Linked DNA regions of Homo sapiens: region 2 is linked to region 1. The links are chromatin loops, found by intact Hi-C in ENCODE. Cell type or tissue: gastrocnemius medialis. All regions are shown on one strand. Links, peaks and the distances in the headings refer to the core of each region. The heading gives the core; the rest is flanking DNA.

Region 1 (7,936 bases), core at 1,980-6,979:
CCTAGCATCCTACAGTGCATAAGATAGACACCCCCATAACAAAAAGCATCTGGCTTCAAATGTCAATAGAGCCATGGCTGAGAAACTCTGCTATTAAAAAATGATTTTATTTTTAATTTTAATCTTACAAGCTTTAGCATGTCTTTTTCTAAAGGCAGCATTTATTTTGCTTTCTTAAAAAGGAACTTAATCATTTCCCCTTTAATTATGCATTTTCAGGAATTTTTAGAACCCTAACATGATTACCTTAATATGTTTATACAGTAGAAGCTCTGGACTTAAAAATGGGTGAGTGAATTATAAGCACAGTTCAATGTAAGTCACAAGAAAGCAGTGTCTTACAGTTATCTGGGAAGCAATGGGTTAATCTAAGCTTTGAAAAGTTAAAAGTAAACCAAATAGCGTTTGTTATTGCAGGAATCATCAGAGGTCTTAAATGTCTAGAACATACTGCAAACCTCCCAAAGCGGTATATAATGCAGGGCATTTTAAAAACAGGGGCTCCTTTCTTAGGGAAACCTTTGGGTAGGAGTATTTTGAATAATAACACACTTGGAGAAACTGTCTTTTTAAGGGAAGGCAAATTGCTTCAGAAATATGCTAAGTGAAAACCCAATTAATCTTATGTTTTCCTTTTCTGTTTTCTTTAATTTAGAAAAAGTTCTCTTTGTTTAAAAGAAATAGAAATAAAATTACTATTATTTTATACTGTTAGCTGCTGACCACATAAAATGACCTTTTTTTGAAGCAAATGAAAGCTTCAGTGACCCCATGTTTAACAGAATGTAGCTTTAGAGCTGGGAAATTTTCAATCAAGTGAACAATAGTAATTAGGATACTCCTTTTCAAAGTCTTCCAAATCTAAGAATATTTATCATATCTTTTAACTATAGACACAATCATTCAGATGGGGATGAGTCAAGAATAGATGCTTTGCTGGAAGGGGAAGAAAGAGGAGGCCACAGGCCTCTAATTGAGCACTCCAGAAAAGCCAGAACATGGCCTGATTATTGCCAATTACAGAGTAGAATTAAAATTTAACATCTACAATTATGGGACAGAATTACTGTTCTGAGCTGTAAGCTCCAATTACTAAGACACAGTTAATCAAGATAGAAAGCCTGAAATGGCTCCTAGGAGAAAGGGGAAACAGGCAGGAAGAGGGAGGGGAAACTGCACCCTTTGTTTAGCTCCCATTAAGCCATTGTCGTGTTGCAGGTCATGTAAATTCACAGTTAACAAAAAAGTACATCCCATACTTCATTTAGTGTGACAAATGTTTAAAAAAATTTTTTTAACTGTTGCCATAGCAACACCTAGCTGCAAATACCATAATATGTTTTATATGTGAGTTAATAAGAATTTTATTGTTGTGATCATTTGTGTAGCTTTCACTTAAGTATTTCACAGGCATGCCTGGCTGAAGAGTAAATTATTCATTGTGGGAGAAAAGAGCTCAGTAGTTTAATAAATTCCATTCAGGCTTAAAGATTGGGTAGAGAATCTTACCTCAAAGTTTAGGTTTCGATGCAGATCACTTAGAGACATTTAAAACAAAAATAACATTTATTTTTATTTATGGTAATCCCCTTTTATGCACTGTTTCGCTTTCTGAGGTTTCAGTTACCTGAGATTAACCAAGTTCTGAAAATATTAAGTGGGAAATTCCAGAAAATAGACAATTCCTAAATTTTTAATTACTTGCCATTCTGAGTAGCGTGATGATATCTCACAATGTTTCTGCTCTACCGTGCTCTGGAGAACTATCCTTTTGTCCAGCAGATCCACCCTGTATACACTCCCTGCCCCTAAGTCGCTTAGTGGCCTTCTCAGTTATTAAATTGAAAAAACAGAATCCATAGGGTTCAGTAGTATCCTCGGTTCCAGGCATCCACTAGGGGTCTTGCAACATAACCCTTGCTATGAATAAAGGGGGACTACTGTACTGAGATAACAGTACTTCTCTGATACTGTGGTGTTAGAAAATAAATACATGTGGCCAGGCATGGTGGCTTATGCCTTTAGTCCTAGCACTTTGGGAGGCTGAGGTGTGTAGATCACAAGGTCAGGAGTTTGAGACCAGCCTGGGCAACATGGTGAAACCCCATCTCTACTAAAAATACCAAAATTAGCCATGTGTGGTGGTGGGTGCCTGTAGTCCCAGCTGCTCAGGAGGCTGAGGCAGGAGAATCACTTCAGCCCAGGAGGCAGAGGTTGCAGTGAGCTGAGATCGTGCCATTGCCTGGGCAACAGAGCAAGATTCCATCTCAGAAAAATAAAATAAAATAAAATAAAATAAAATAAATATATGTAAAGTTCAGAGAGTGGAGTTCTGTCTTTTCAGGGAGATTAGGAACTGGATGCTGCCCTGAGGCACTGGCAATGCAGGGGAAAGGGCAAAGGAATTACAGGAGATGCCTTGGGCTGCAATTCTAGCCTTGCTTCAGGCAGGTTGCTTCACCTCCCAGCAACTGTTGGGTAATTTACATGTACTCCAATACAATATCAACATAAAAGTGCTTGGCCAACTACAAAGTTATTCAATTAATGAAGAATATAAGGCAAACACTCAAACAGAGGGTAATGAAAGCCATTTAAATTTACCTGGTGCATAGTGTGTTCCACATTTGAGCTCTTTTAAGACACCTTCTGATTTGAACCCAAGGCAGCTGGAAGGAGGAACAAAACCACAGAACTACATAGGAGGTGCTAGATTTAGGAACCTGGCAGTCCTGTCACACTAATGCTATACCAAGTACTGCTGTAGATACACTAAAATGCTAGTTCCCGAACTGAAGACATTTACCTCCAGATTGAACCACTTAAAGCAATTTCTAAAATTTCTCAGGTTTAAGCACTTTTACTAGCGCTCAGCTGTTTCCACTGATACCTCTTTTGTTTTTAAATTAAATTTCTGTGTAACTAGACTGAAAGAAAGCATACTTGAATTAAATTATGTGTTAGTCTATAAGCACAAACTCTTAGTAAAAGTTAACAGAAAACAGAAACAGAGTGTGGTTTTTTAAAACTATTTTTTCTAAGTTTCCAAGTTAATTTTTTACTGACTTTGAATAGTGGGTAAAAAATATTGATCTCCTATTGATATAGGTGAATAAAATAATTCCCATTTTACTGATTGATAACCTGAGCCATAGAGAAGAAACTATCTTAATGCCTAAGGAGAGAAAAAATCTGAACTCTGGGTTTCCTGACTTTCAGCTTAAAAGCATTTTAATATTAATTACAACTTTGTATTAGCATAATTTTCTATACTGAAATTTTATCAAAATTTTTATTTGAAGTTTTCTGAAATTTCACTCTCTAATAGCTTAGAAATTTGAAAATTAGATGTTGTCTTCGTCTGCTTTATGTTGCTGTAACAGAATACCACAGACTGGGTAACTTATAATGAACAGAAATTTATTTGACTCATGGTTCTAGAGGCTGAGAAGTCCAAGAGCGTGGTGTCAGCATCTGAAAGGGGCCATCATGCTGAGTCATCCATGATAAAAGGCCCAAGAGTGAGCTAGGAAGAGAAGGAAGAACTCACTTTTATAGCAACCTACTCTAGTAATAAAAAACCTACTCCCAAATGACAACGTTAATCTACTCATGAGGGCACAGTTCTCATGGCCTAATCACCTCTTAACAGTCCTACCTCTTAATACGATCACAATGGCAGTTAAATTTCCACATGTTTTGGAAGGAACATTCAAACCATAGCTGATGTGATTTTATAGAACATGTAACTCTGAAATGCGTATCTTCCTTGTAGATGAACCATATTCAATAGTCTGAGTCACAGACTAGAAATCAAGTAATTCCATACTTTTCACTGCTAATTTATAATCCTAGAACAGCTTTCTATAATTATGGAAGTAAAAGATGCTTTAGGAGAAAATTTCAAATACTGTAGAAGACAATAAAATGGAAAATAAGGGTCTTGTCCCAGTACCCCAAACCCCAGGCCCATTGCCCACAAGATATCAATGCTTACCATTTCTGGTGGATCCTTAAATAAATATTTTAATGACATAAAAAGTTTATCATTTAAAAATCATATACAATGGAATTTTATGAAGCACTGAGAAAGAATGAGGAAGAGCTCTTTGTGTGTTGATATGGAAAGCTCTTCGAGATTAATAGAACAAAGCAAAAATAAAGCAAGCCTTTTGTTAGTCATATGTAATGAAAATATTTTATCAATTGGCCTTTTAAATTTGTTATTTGCACCTTAATCTGTTTAAATTATGTAACAATTATTAATCACAATAATTATTGTCAACTTAAGATTTATAAAGTATTATGAGCCTTAGATAAATATACTGGAAAATTATTTGAACTATAGAACTCCAAGTTAAAAGACTTTGAAATGCAAGGGATCACCAATAGCACACAGTACCTTTCTGTATTTGTCATTCTACTTGCTATACATTAATTTGGCTATTTTAAACTTTTCCTACTGTTAGCGTTTTCTTGCCAAACAAAATGAGATGTGTGTTTGCCCATTCAAGGCTGATTTTTTTCAAAGCACTGAGCCCTGGAAGCCTGTAGAGGGCAGCAAAGAAACCTTTCCATTTTGTGATTGTCATTAGATAATTTTTAGACAGTAAACCTTTCTAGAAATGTTGATATTATTAAAAAATACACATAATTAGGCTATCCTTGAAACAGTCAATGGAATGCAGATGTTACCAAAACCTGAGACTATCCACGTAACATTCTTGGTTAAACATCTCTGTTGGCTCAAAATGCATATAGGAAAAAAGTTCAGGGTTTTCTGGTAGCATACAGGGCTCTTCAGAACCTGCCTCAAACTGTCCTCTCTACCATCATTCTGCATAGCACCTCACTAGGATCCAGGGTCATCAATCCTAGTGCAGGAAACATCTAAGGCCTGTCAGAAGCCTGGTCATCCCTGCTGTTCCCTCTTTCCCCAAAGTCCTTGGCTTATCTACAGAAAGTGAACCCCTGCTCACCATGTAGGCATCACCCCATCTACCCAACTATTTCAATTCCTGCTCATTTCTCTGGTTCAGCATTGGCCACATTGATTGTGATTATCTTCTTATCTATCTGCCTCTTCAGTATAGGGCTCATTGGTTATTCATTTTTTAATCCTAATCACCTACCACAAAGTAGCACCTAAGTGTTTAAGAAATAGATAAATGCATGTATGCATGAATGAATGCTTGCAGAGAGCTGAGATTTTTAGATCTTCCTGGAAAATGAATGCCATGTCACAGAAACATCACAAAGGGACACAGATATGTTACTTTAAATAAAACTCTTATCTTAAATCCAAGTGGCTCTGGGACAACCAGCATTGGAGGGGTTCTTAGAAAATAAGTATTGTGCAAATCTGTTGCTCCCAAAGCCTTAGGTACAGAATGGTAGGAATACAGCAGGTATTTATTACAATAATTTAATTTAGACAATGAAAATCACCAGTGGTTCAGAATATGGCTGTGTATGGCAGAAACTGAGGGAGGAGAATTTAGTGTGGAAAAAAAGTGTTTTTTTTCCCCACACTAGGGCAAAGAGGAAAATGTATAATGACTTACCTATCTTTGTGGGAAAATTATATTGAAATGGAATGAAGGAAAACAACATTAATTTCTCTTTTCTATCACTGAACTTTGAGTTATATCCAATAGAGTATCCTTATAGTACAAATGAGAAAAGAAAGGTAGTTTTCTCTTCGCTGAGAGCTGAGTTGTGAGGGCCAGTTTGGTGTGTGATCTTGGGGAAATAATATTTTTTGCTACTTTCTAAATGACCCCCAAAAACTCCTCAAAAAATGTTCCCCAAAGAGTCATGGTTTTAAAACCAAAAAGCAGTGGGCAGTTATTAACGTAATCTTTTATGCAAAAAATTCACCCTTGCACTCCTCAGAGAAAAGCAAAATAAATAGTTTCGATAAATAATTTCTTAGCTCTTTTAATTTTCAAGTTTTAGAAATTTAAGACAGTTCATTTCAGTGATCTTCTTTTTGTTTTCTTTAAATTACATGGGGACAATGTTTCTTCTGCCTTCATTTCATTTCTGTTGGCCTGATGAAAATAATCACACAATAGAAAATCCTATTTATATTGTGATATTGTGATGCTATGAAGTGAATCTTTTTTTTGTAAGAGAAATGTAAGCATATTAACATTGAGTACTCAGGGGGCAGTCATGGTGGTAACATCAGAAATGATATACAGAAAACAAAATGCATGGTGACAAGAATTTAAAAATTGACTGGAAGACTTGAGTCTTCCCTAGGGTTTGTTAGAGTCTAGGGGTGGTCTAGGACAAGCAAACTTGAACCTGAGCAAGATCATGGAGGAGGTGGAGCCTGTCACAGTTCTTTTTCCGCTTTTGCTGCATTCCATTTCCTTCAGTTCTCAAGGGCCCATTGTATTCACATTATCTCTTTAATCATAATTCGTTTCTGTAGCCAGACATTCTGTAGAAGACACTGGGCCTTACTATAGGACACACAGTTTTCAGTTTCTACCTTCTAGGTGTTCAGAAGATTTTGTTCTTTTCATGTCCCCTATATTTAAAACTGTTTCTTAGAAATCCTTCCTGCCACCAATTCATCATCATTACCACTAATTGTTCAGTGCCCGGCCCTAAAATGACTAATATGATGAAGAAAATTGTGCTTTAGAACAAATGAGTTAAAGCTTCACCTCATCATTTTAGTAAACTTTTTATTATGGAAAATTTAGATTTGTACAAAAGTTGCAAAGATGGCACAGAGAGTTCCAGTTCACCCCTTACCCCGTTTCCCCCATTGTTAATGTCTTATGTTGGCATGGTACATTTGTCACAACTAAGAAACCAACATTGTTATATTACTATTAACTAAATTCCAGACTTAGATGTCACCAGTTTTTCCATTAATGTGCCTTTTCTGTTCCAGGATGCATTTCAGGTGCCACATTGCACTTAGTAGTCATGTCTCCTTAGTCTCTTCTGGTCTGTGACAATTTCTTAGTCTTTCCCTATTTTTTGTGACCTTGACAGTTTTGAGGAGTACTGGTCAGATATTTGATAGACTATCTCTCAAATTGGGTTGGGCTGACATTTTCTTCATGATTAGACTAGGTTATGGATTTTTGTAAAGAATATCACAGAGGTGATGTGCCCTTCTTGTTATATTATGTCAGTGGTGTCTGCTATCAACATGACTTATCACTGGTGATGTTGACTTTGATCCCTGGCTAAGGTAGTGCTTGCCAGCTTTCTCAGTTGTAAAGCTATATATATTTTTTACCCCTTTCTATACTCTACTGTTTGGAATCAAGTAACAAAGTGTAGCTTACACTCAAGAGTGGGCCTAAGCTCCACCTCCTGGAGGGGAGGAGTAGCCACATAAATTATTTGGAATTTTTCTGCAAGATTTGTTTCTCCCTCTGTCTTATTAATTTTTATATCAAATCATTTATTTATATCAGTATGGAGCCATGTATATTTAATTTTTACACTTGGTTATAATCCAATACTATGCTACTTTTTTTTTTGAGACTGAGTCTCTCTCTGTCACCCAGGCTGGAGTGCAGTGGCACGATCTCCGCTCACTGCAACCTCTGCCTCCCCCAGTTTAAGCGATTCTCGTGCCTCAGCCTCCTGAGTAGCTGGGATTACAGGCACCCGCCACCACGCCCGGCCATGCTACTATTTTGTTACTCAAAATTTCCAAGTTTGGCCACTGAGAACTTTTCAGGTTGGCTTCTGTGTCCCTCTGATACATTCTCTCTCTCTCTCTCTCTCTCTCTCTCAAGCATTTCCTTACCTTGTAGTACTATGAGATGTTGTAGGCTCATCTTGTATTTTTCCAGTTCCAGCCTCATAATCAGCCATTTCTCCAGGGATCTCTGCTTCCTTTTGTTGGAGAATGACTCCTACAATTTAATCAGGGCTATAATAGGAATCACGAGCCTTA
Region 2 (7,936 bases), core at 1,104-6,103, 73 kb after region 1:
CATTACACCTGACTCCTGAACATTCCTTCTGAGACAAACTCTGGAAGGAGAATGTGACTTGCTCCTCTTAGATTGGGCAAACCCCCAATTAACGTTGCAACAAAAATCGACACATTATCTTTTACAATTTCTAGTTTACAACTTCAATTCAGCAGCAAAATGAAAGGGTAGGTTCTGGAGAATTTTCTAGGTGCCTGCCTTTCCAAGATCAAGAAGAAAGAGGAAGTAACTCCATGTGACAAGCAGTAGCAATGGGCAGCCTTGTAGTCACAGTCTGTAACCAGAGGCCTGAGTCCAGTTTCTGAAGCATCACTGAATCCTGGCTAAGCCTCCTCAGCCCAGGACCTGCAGAAATTCCTCCTTGCCCTCATGTATGCCCAAGACTTCCTCAGACCTTAACCATACTTCGGAAGGAAGTAAATGATGCTATTTTAGGATGGCTCAACATCCCTCATCACTTGGTCCTTTCACTTCAGATGAAGTTATTCACTGCATAGCCTGTAAAAGCCTTTGGGTGGTTCCAAATCCCAGGCTGGCACCACCGAAGCTGGTGGCAGGGAGCAGTGATGATGCTTTCAGGGACTCACAGTCTCAGCTACCCGTGAGCCCTTTGCAAAGAGGAAACAGCACCCCCTGCAGTCAGATGACTGCAGAGCAGGCACCCTTCCCCCAGCCTGGTGCCCACCCAGGCTAGTGAGTGTGGCAGGGGCTAACACAGCTGGGCACTCTCGCACTAGGTGCACCCTGAACAACCTCATGTGGTGGCTCTTCCGCAGCAAACATCCAAAGCAGGGGTCTCGGCCTTTCAGACTTTTAATTCCCCAGGATACTGGGCAACTCATCCCTCCCCAGCCCAGCCCTTCCAACACCTCTCAAGTGAAACAAGCCCATTTCCTGCATGTTTTCTGCAGATGAACTATTTTGCATAATTTTAACCACCTCCATTCCTTTTTCTTAACTTCCTTTCCATTTTCCTACAGCCTTCATAAAGGATGTAGGAACAGTTTTTCTGTTGGAAAAAAAGTGTTCACAAATTTAATACTGGTTTGGTAAATGTAGAATGCCACCATAGGATTATCTGTGGCCCATTGACTACTAAAAGACATGGCAAGCATTTTGTTCCTCTTCTTTGCACAAAAGTCAGCAGTGGCAATTTCCTCTGGTGGTTTTTTTTTTTTTTAATGTGCTGCTTCCCTGCAGTGAGAGAACACATGAATTTGCTACCCTGAGGTACTATTAAAACAACAACAACAAAAAAACCACACGCAAAACCAAAAAAACCCACCAATTTCTCTACGCTAGTAGAGAATGCATTTGAATGCTTTCTAAGGTGGTATCAAGAAAAGTACTTACAGGTATGAACACAGTCTATTCTATTAAAAATGTTTCCAAAAGTAATAGTACAGTTAGAAATGGCACAAAGAATATCCTTGTGAGTGAAAGGAGGCCTATGTAGAGAATGCAACAATTTATTCTGGCTTACTCAATTATGTTCGGTGTCAGAAAGTTTATCTTCCCCAGAGGAGGCTAACTTATTGAAAACAAATAAACTATCTTCCTTTCCTTTCCTTTTCCTTTTCCTTTCCTTTCCATTCTTCTTCCCCTCCATGAAATCTTAATCACTAAAGGAAAGACACAGGCTTCCTAATATAATTTACATGTAAAATATAGCATTATAATAACGAGTTGGAGGAAGGCTGAATTTTATTATAAACTACATTTTCCTGTACAGTATGTTCAGGAAGCAGCTAACAACCATTTAGCAAGATGTTTTCAAATAAAGCCTCTTGTCATAAAATACCAAATGAAGTGCCAATACTGGAAAACTCTACAAATGCAAATCAACTGAATCTAGCTCAAGGAGTATCCCCTGATACAAAACAAATAATTGAATAATTAAGATCAAACATGGCTACATGTCTGTTAATGTGTTGACAAAAAAAATACATGGATCTGAAAGGCCTTAGTATGATTTAGCAAATTAAAAGTGCAAGTAGAAAAAAAAAACACCCTTTGTAAGTATTTATCTATAACAACCTTGAGAAAAGTTAACGACACAGGTCGTAATTGCAGAGGGATTTGGCTCCGGTTCCTATGCAGTGTGATGACTACAAGTCCAGCCCTGACAACGGCCAGTATGAGGATTTCAGGCAGGCATAATCCAGGGTTTTATGTACTTCCCAAATTGAGCTGAAAAGAAGCACCTGGCAGCACTTGTTAAATATACAGATTACCAGGTCCCAGAAATGATGATTATGATTCAGTAGGTCTGCATTAGAACAAGAAATCCATGAGTAGGTGTGAATGCATTGAAACAAGTAATTCAGATGATTCTTGTCTTCAGGTAGGGTTGCCAGATTTAGCCAAAAAGCAAAGCCAAACAAAAGTATCCACTTAAATTGAATTTCAAATAAACAATGAATAATTTTTAGTATAAATGTTAGTATAATTTTATTGTAATATATAGGATATACTTATACCAAAAAGTAATGTTATTATTTATTGAAAATTTAAATTGAAGTAGGCATTCTGTATTTTTTAACTGGTAACCATGGGGTTTGGGAAATACTAGTTCTTGCTACCCCAAGCTTCGGCTGAGATCTGGTAGCATGGGTATTACCTTGTGGTTTGTTAGAAATGCAGAATCTGCATTTTCTTGAGATCCCTATGGAATTTATATACCCTGGAAAGTTTGTGAGGCATCACCCAAATCAGTGGTTTCCAGTGTGATGCCTTACTGCACGTTGGAATCCCCCATGGAGGAACTTGTAAACTACAGATGCCTGGAACCAAAGCCAAGCCACTGAGCCCGAATATCTGGGGATAGGGCCTAGGCATTGGTATTTTATACTACCCAGGTCAGCCAAAGTGGCGACCCACTGCTCCACATAACTCTACCTTTTTTTTTATTATTATTATTTTTTATTTTTAGCTGACAAGGTAGGAGAGGAAGGATGTGGTGATCAAGAGCAGATATGCTGGAGCAGAGAGTTTGAGAAGCATAGTCCCAGGAGCAGCAATAGCGGCATCACCTGGGAATTTGAGATGTAAATTTTGGGGCACCACCCAAGACCTACTGAATCCAAAACTCTGGGGTGATGGGGGTGATCCAGCAATCTGTGTTTAACAAGCTTCCACACAATGCTGATGCCCACTCAAGTTTGAGAAACACTGGGTTAGAACCAGACTCTCTTCAATCCAGGCTCTGCCGTTTATTTTCCACGACCTTGAACAAGTTACTTCATCTCCCTAACCCCCTCAGTTCCAGCTACTCCTTGGTAAAATGATGACAATAGGACCCATTGGGAGAATACTAAGTGAATTTTGTAAAGCACTCAGTATGTGCTATAAAGTCTTTGCTAAATAACTATAATATAGGACTTTGGGTGGTTTTGCAAGTATGAATGGCTTTAATCCATCCTCAGAACAGAAAGACAGTGAAAGGCTTGGTCATCTATTCTTCTCCATTCTGGCAAGAGCAGGGCAAGAAGGGTCTTAACCAAGCAGTCACACCTTCCCAGAATGTCAGAAGGTGATGAGTTCAGCCATTCTCAAGGCGGAAGGAAACATCAGAAAGTTTTTTACCAGAAATCCCAGCTGTGTGATCCTGGGTGCACAGTGTCCATTTCCACCGGGCTCAGGCAAGGCCTTGAGAGTTCTTGCAATTCTGATGTCCTGTGACTTCTATCTGAGAGCATGGCTGTGTGAACCACTTTCAAACGCTTAGCTCAGCCTTAAAAATAGCGACCTACATTGGCAGGGCTATTTAAGTCACTTCAGAAACTCCCAGCGACTGACTGAACTGGTTTGTAACTTTGTGCTTTACCCATCTATTGTTTGCAACAGATTGAAACCTTCCTGGACAAAAAATGTCTTCATACTTGATAGGAAATGAGAGCAGCTATGAATGGTACAGACAAAGTTGTGGAACGATTTGTATTGCAACCATTAGTGGAAGCAACCCATGGTTTCCTCCTGCGTTCATGCCTCTAAGTCCTGGACAAAATCTCGATGGCCAGCTCGCCCTAGGAGAAGGCAGGCTTTCAGGAGCCACCTGGAGGCCTCTTTGGTATTTGAGTTTCCTTAGAAACATGGCAGTATCAGAAAAAGGGATGCCGTAGGGGAGAAGGAATGTGAGGTCAGGTTCCAAAGTCCCGAGTCAGATTCAAATTCTGCCACTTACTAGATTTGTGACCCTGTGCAATTTACTCTAAACTCTCTGTACCTTGTTTTCATCACCTGTAAAGTAGAATTATTCTAACTCACTGTTTTTCATCTGGGGTGATTTTGCCCCCAAGGGACACTTAGCAATATCTAGAGATTTTTGGTGGTCACAACTGAGGGGAGGAGGAGACTAGGTATATTGCTAAACATCCTACAACACACAGGACAGCCCCTCAAAAGATAGAACTATCTGGCCAAAATGGCAATAGAGCCAAGATGAAAAAACCCTGCTTAGCTCATAGGACTGTTACAAGAAGATAATGTAATTAATGCACAATTCTTAGTATAGTACCTGGTATATAGCAGGTTCTCAATAAACCTTAGTTGAATAAAACATAAAACCAAGCATTCTCAAGGTTTCTGCTTAGAGTCTAATAGTGATAAATACAACATATCTTTACATCAGAGGGAAAGAGTTCAAATACCAGGTTTGCCACTTAACAGGTTGGCTTTTCTGGGTTTTAGTTTTATGTGTAAAATGGAAATAATAACAACTAGCTCACAGTGATGTTATGCAGATAAATGAGATACATAAAGCTCTAAAGTACAATGCTTGACTCATTTAGAATAGTCTCATCAAATGGTACATTGTGTTGTAAGCAGTAATGGTCATACTAATAAGAGTAGCACGCAGCATTTCTAAGGATATAACTGCTTAGGATACTCACAGGCCTGCCTCAGCACGCAACAGGCGCCTGCATTATTATTTCCCTTTCAAAGATGAAGAAACTGAGACACAGAAAGGGTGTATAACTAGCCTAATAGGGACAGCAATCTACTGAGCCCTGAGACTTTCTACTCCAAACTCCATATTACTTACACTGTGCCACAAATAAGTGTGATAACAACTTATCAGCTTTCTTATGTATCTGGTAATATTTTGGACAGGTAGCCAGGAATAAGCTGCATCCTTTGAGACTTGGTGTTGAGGAATGCATTATCTTCATTTCAGATATGGGAAAACCAAAGCTAAAGCTCTATGCATTCGGTCATTCATCGGTGACATTGCATGATACTATACAGGTCTAACAAAATAAAACACGATCCAGAATTTTATCATTCTTATCTTTGTGGACTCACAAAGATTATTTTCAGACTAACCCAAGGTTATATAGCATTCTCATTTAGCTTGCTGTAAATGGTGGTTGGATTATAGAACCCCAAACCCTACAGATACCTCAAGGTATCCTAAGATAGTATTTTACATTTGCAAGCAGATGGTATTCAAGGTATGTTTTGGGTTGACATGCAATGTGGGTTAAGGTAAGGAAGTGGAGAGGTGTGAGGAAAATGAATGATAATAGATGGTTCTGGATGAATTTAACAAGCTCCAAGTTTTGAAGACAGCCATGTTTCTTTTGTGCCCAGCTTGATATGTCACATTGGGGTTAGTAGAGGGTCCCTGGCATGACCCTCAGGGAGAAACTGTCCTGTACAGTTTCTTGCCCCCATGAATCAGTAAGGAACCGGCTAACCAGGTCTTTTCATTCCATTTATTCGTGCTGTAGACACACATAGGTCCTGAATCAGGCTGCTTTCTCTTTTCCCTCAGAACATAACTTTCTCCATTAAATCAAGCTTCAGTACAGTAGTCAAAGTATTTTGATCTCATACAACAGGTAGCAGCTTTTCATTCTACTGTTCCTTATTAGCAGGTTTTGGCACAGGTACATGTGAGGAAAGCTACATTAATAGCCTGAAAATAACTTCAAAGCCCCACAGATAGAAGTAAAAATCATCCCACCAACTATTTTTAAGACGTCACTTTTGTTATGACAAGGAGGACAGGAAAATATAGTAAAGGGGGAAAAGCACACAGTTAAAAACTACTTTAAATATTAATGCCAAGCCTCATGAAAGCAGATGCTCAAAAATATATTCATTACAAAATGATTTTAATCAAGAAGAAATGTATTATTAATCAAGAGTTTCACTATGGTAAAAGACATTTGACTGTATATTTTAACAACCAAATTGAAATACTTTTCTGATTATTTTCATCTGATTCATTACATGATTTACCAACCCACACAATAAAATTAATTATGTAGTTATACATCTATGATTTTCAGCACAAGCCTCTCACAGCTTGTTGAGTTAGTTATGTTTCTTAATTAGGTATCAGGGAGAATTATTAGGATAATTAAATCTGGGTTAACTGGTCTTCTTCCAAAAGTTTCTACTTACAAAGTTCAGCCTCACTTTGTGAACAATCCAGTGACAGAATCCAGATGTCTTCAGGGTCTGAGGCCATGTATCTATAGAGTCCCCAGACATCACATGCAGTGGTTGCCATTAAAGTTAGATGCAGCCCTGCCCCGAATTGGACATTTGAATTTTGTACTGTGCATTTGCATCTCTTAGTTCACTGAATTCTCCAACTCTGTAAATGTGGAAGGACAATATAATTAGCATGATATTGTTGAGGAGATAGCATAGTAGAATGGCTAAGATTCATTGCTCAGAGAGGCATCACAGAGCTAAATGTGAGAACCGTCAACAGGTCAAGTCTTGAGCTCCTTCTGCTAGAATGCTGTTGTACCTGTTCATGAGTTTGTAGCTGTTATTATACTTCCCAAGCATATGATGCCAGGTGGTAGGCTGGGCACTCACCCTTGAGGGGATGGACAATGTCCTTACCTTTCTATCAGTATTACTCAGACTAGTGCCAGGCACATGATAGATGTTCAAATGGGAATTGAATTAATAAATGAATCCAAGCTACATGATGATACTGGCACAGGATGTTAGGATTAAAATTGTAGTTCTCTGCCTTTGAGTGGGTAAGAATACATGTGTGTTGAAATGCCATTTGTTGAATAACTGCTGTCAGGCACTGTTCTAGGCACTTTCACAGATTCTTTCTTTTTAATCCTTAGAACAGCTCAACAAGAGGGGTTGTTTGCTACTACGTCAGCTCATCCAATGATGGAATAGCATTCAGACATTAAACCAAAGTTGTAGATGAAGACCGACTGCCATAGGATGTAGTTAAATGAACAAAGTTGGTTACAAAAAGGGTGTGCACCATGTGATCCACCTTGTAAAAAAAATCTGTGTGCATAGGCAAGAAAAACAGTCTGGAAGAATGGGTACACTGTGGTTAAATCTGGGTTGTCAGATTAAGGTGGTTTTTTAAATTCTTGCGTATTTAAATTTTGTGTATTTTATATTGTGTATTTAAATTTTGTATATTTTTCCTATAGTGAATATATATTACTTTCATACTTAGGATTTTATTTTAAACAAATGAAACTAGAAAACGGTTATGATTCCATGTGGATTCTTGGTGGAATCGCTGGAGAAATTGTAGAGAGGAAGTACTGAAGGTGTGAAAACATACAGTGCTGGTGTGGCTCTAGGGAAACACATTGCCATATATTGCCCAGAGTGCATTTTGGCAATCCCTGATAGAGGGCAATTTAGCAACCTCTATCCAAACTGAAAGGAGCATACATTTTGTCCTAAGTGTTCATCAGTATAAAACATGGCACAACCACACAAAGGAATACTATGCAGCTGTAAAAAGAAGGAATGAGGAAATTCTTTATGTACTGATTTGGGAAGACTCTGCAGATACATTAAAATAAAAAAAATCAATATGCAGAAATATGTACAACCTGCTACTACTTGTGTAAAATCAGGGAAGAATAAAGTAGAAAAAAAAGCCAAACCATGGAGTCTAGATTCAGACAGAGCTGCATTTGAACAC

Evidence for each region. Peaks named below come from ENCODE experiments on the same cell type or tissue, not always from the same donor. Only the 100,000 strongest peaks of a DNase experiment are listed, where the experiment ranks them.
Region 2: a loop joins it to region 1, with 4 times the contacts of the local background. A loop is called at or near these places in 4 of 110 quality-filtered maps.

The regions. Positions count from the first base shown.
Region 1 is chrX:12,564,665-12,572,600 of GRCh38, reverse strand. All of the region lies in intron 2 of FRMPD4 (FERM and PDZ domain containing 4), which reads right to left. Among named protein-coding and RNA genes, the nearest start is that of FRMPD4-AS1, 190 kb to the right of the region's middle. In gastrocnemius medialis, for the core only: a CTCF peak has its summit at 4,555 (motif pointing right); no DNase peak of the experiment used is centred there.
Region 2 is chrX:12,490,719-12,498,654 of GRCh38, reverse strand. All of the region lies in intron 1 of FRMPD4 (FERM and PDZ domain containing 4), which reads right to left. Among named protein-coding and RNA genes, the nearest start is that of FRMPD4-AS1, 120 kb to the right of the region's middle. In gastrocnemius medialis, for the core only: no CTCF peak of the experiment used is centred there; a DNase peak (open chromatin) is centred at 3,694; H3K27ac peaks cover 1,674 bases.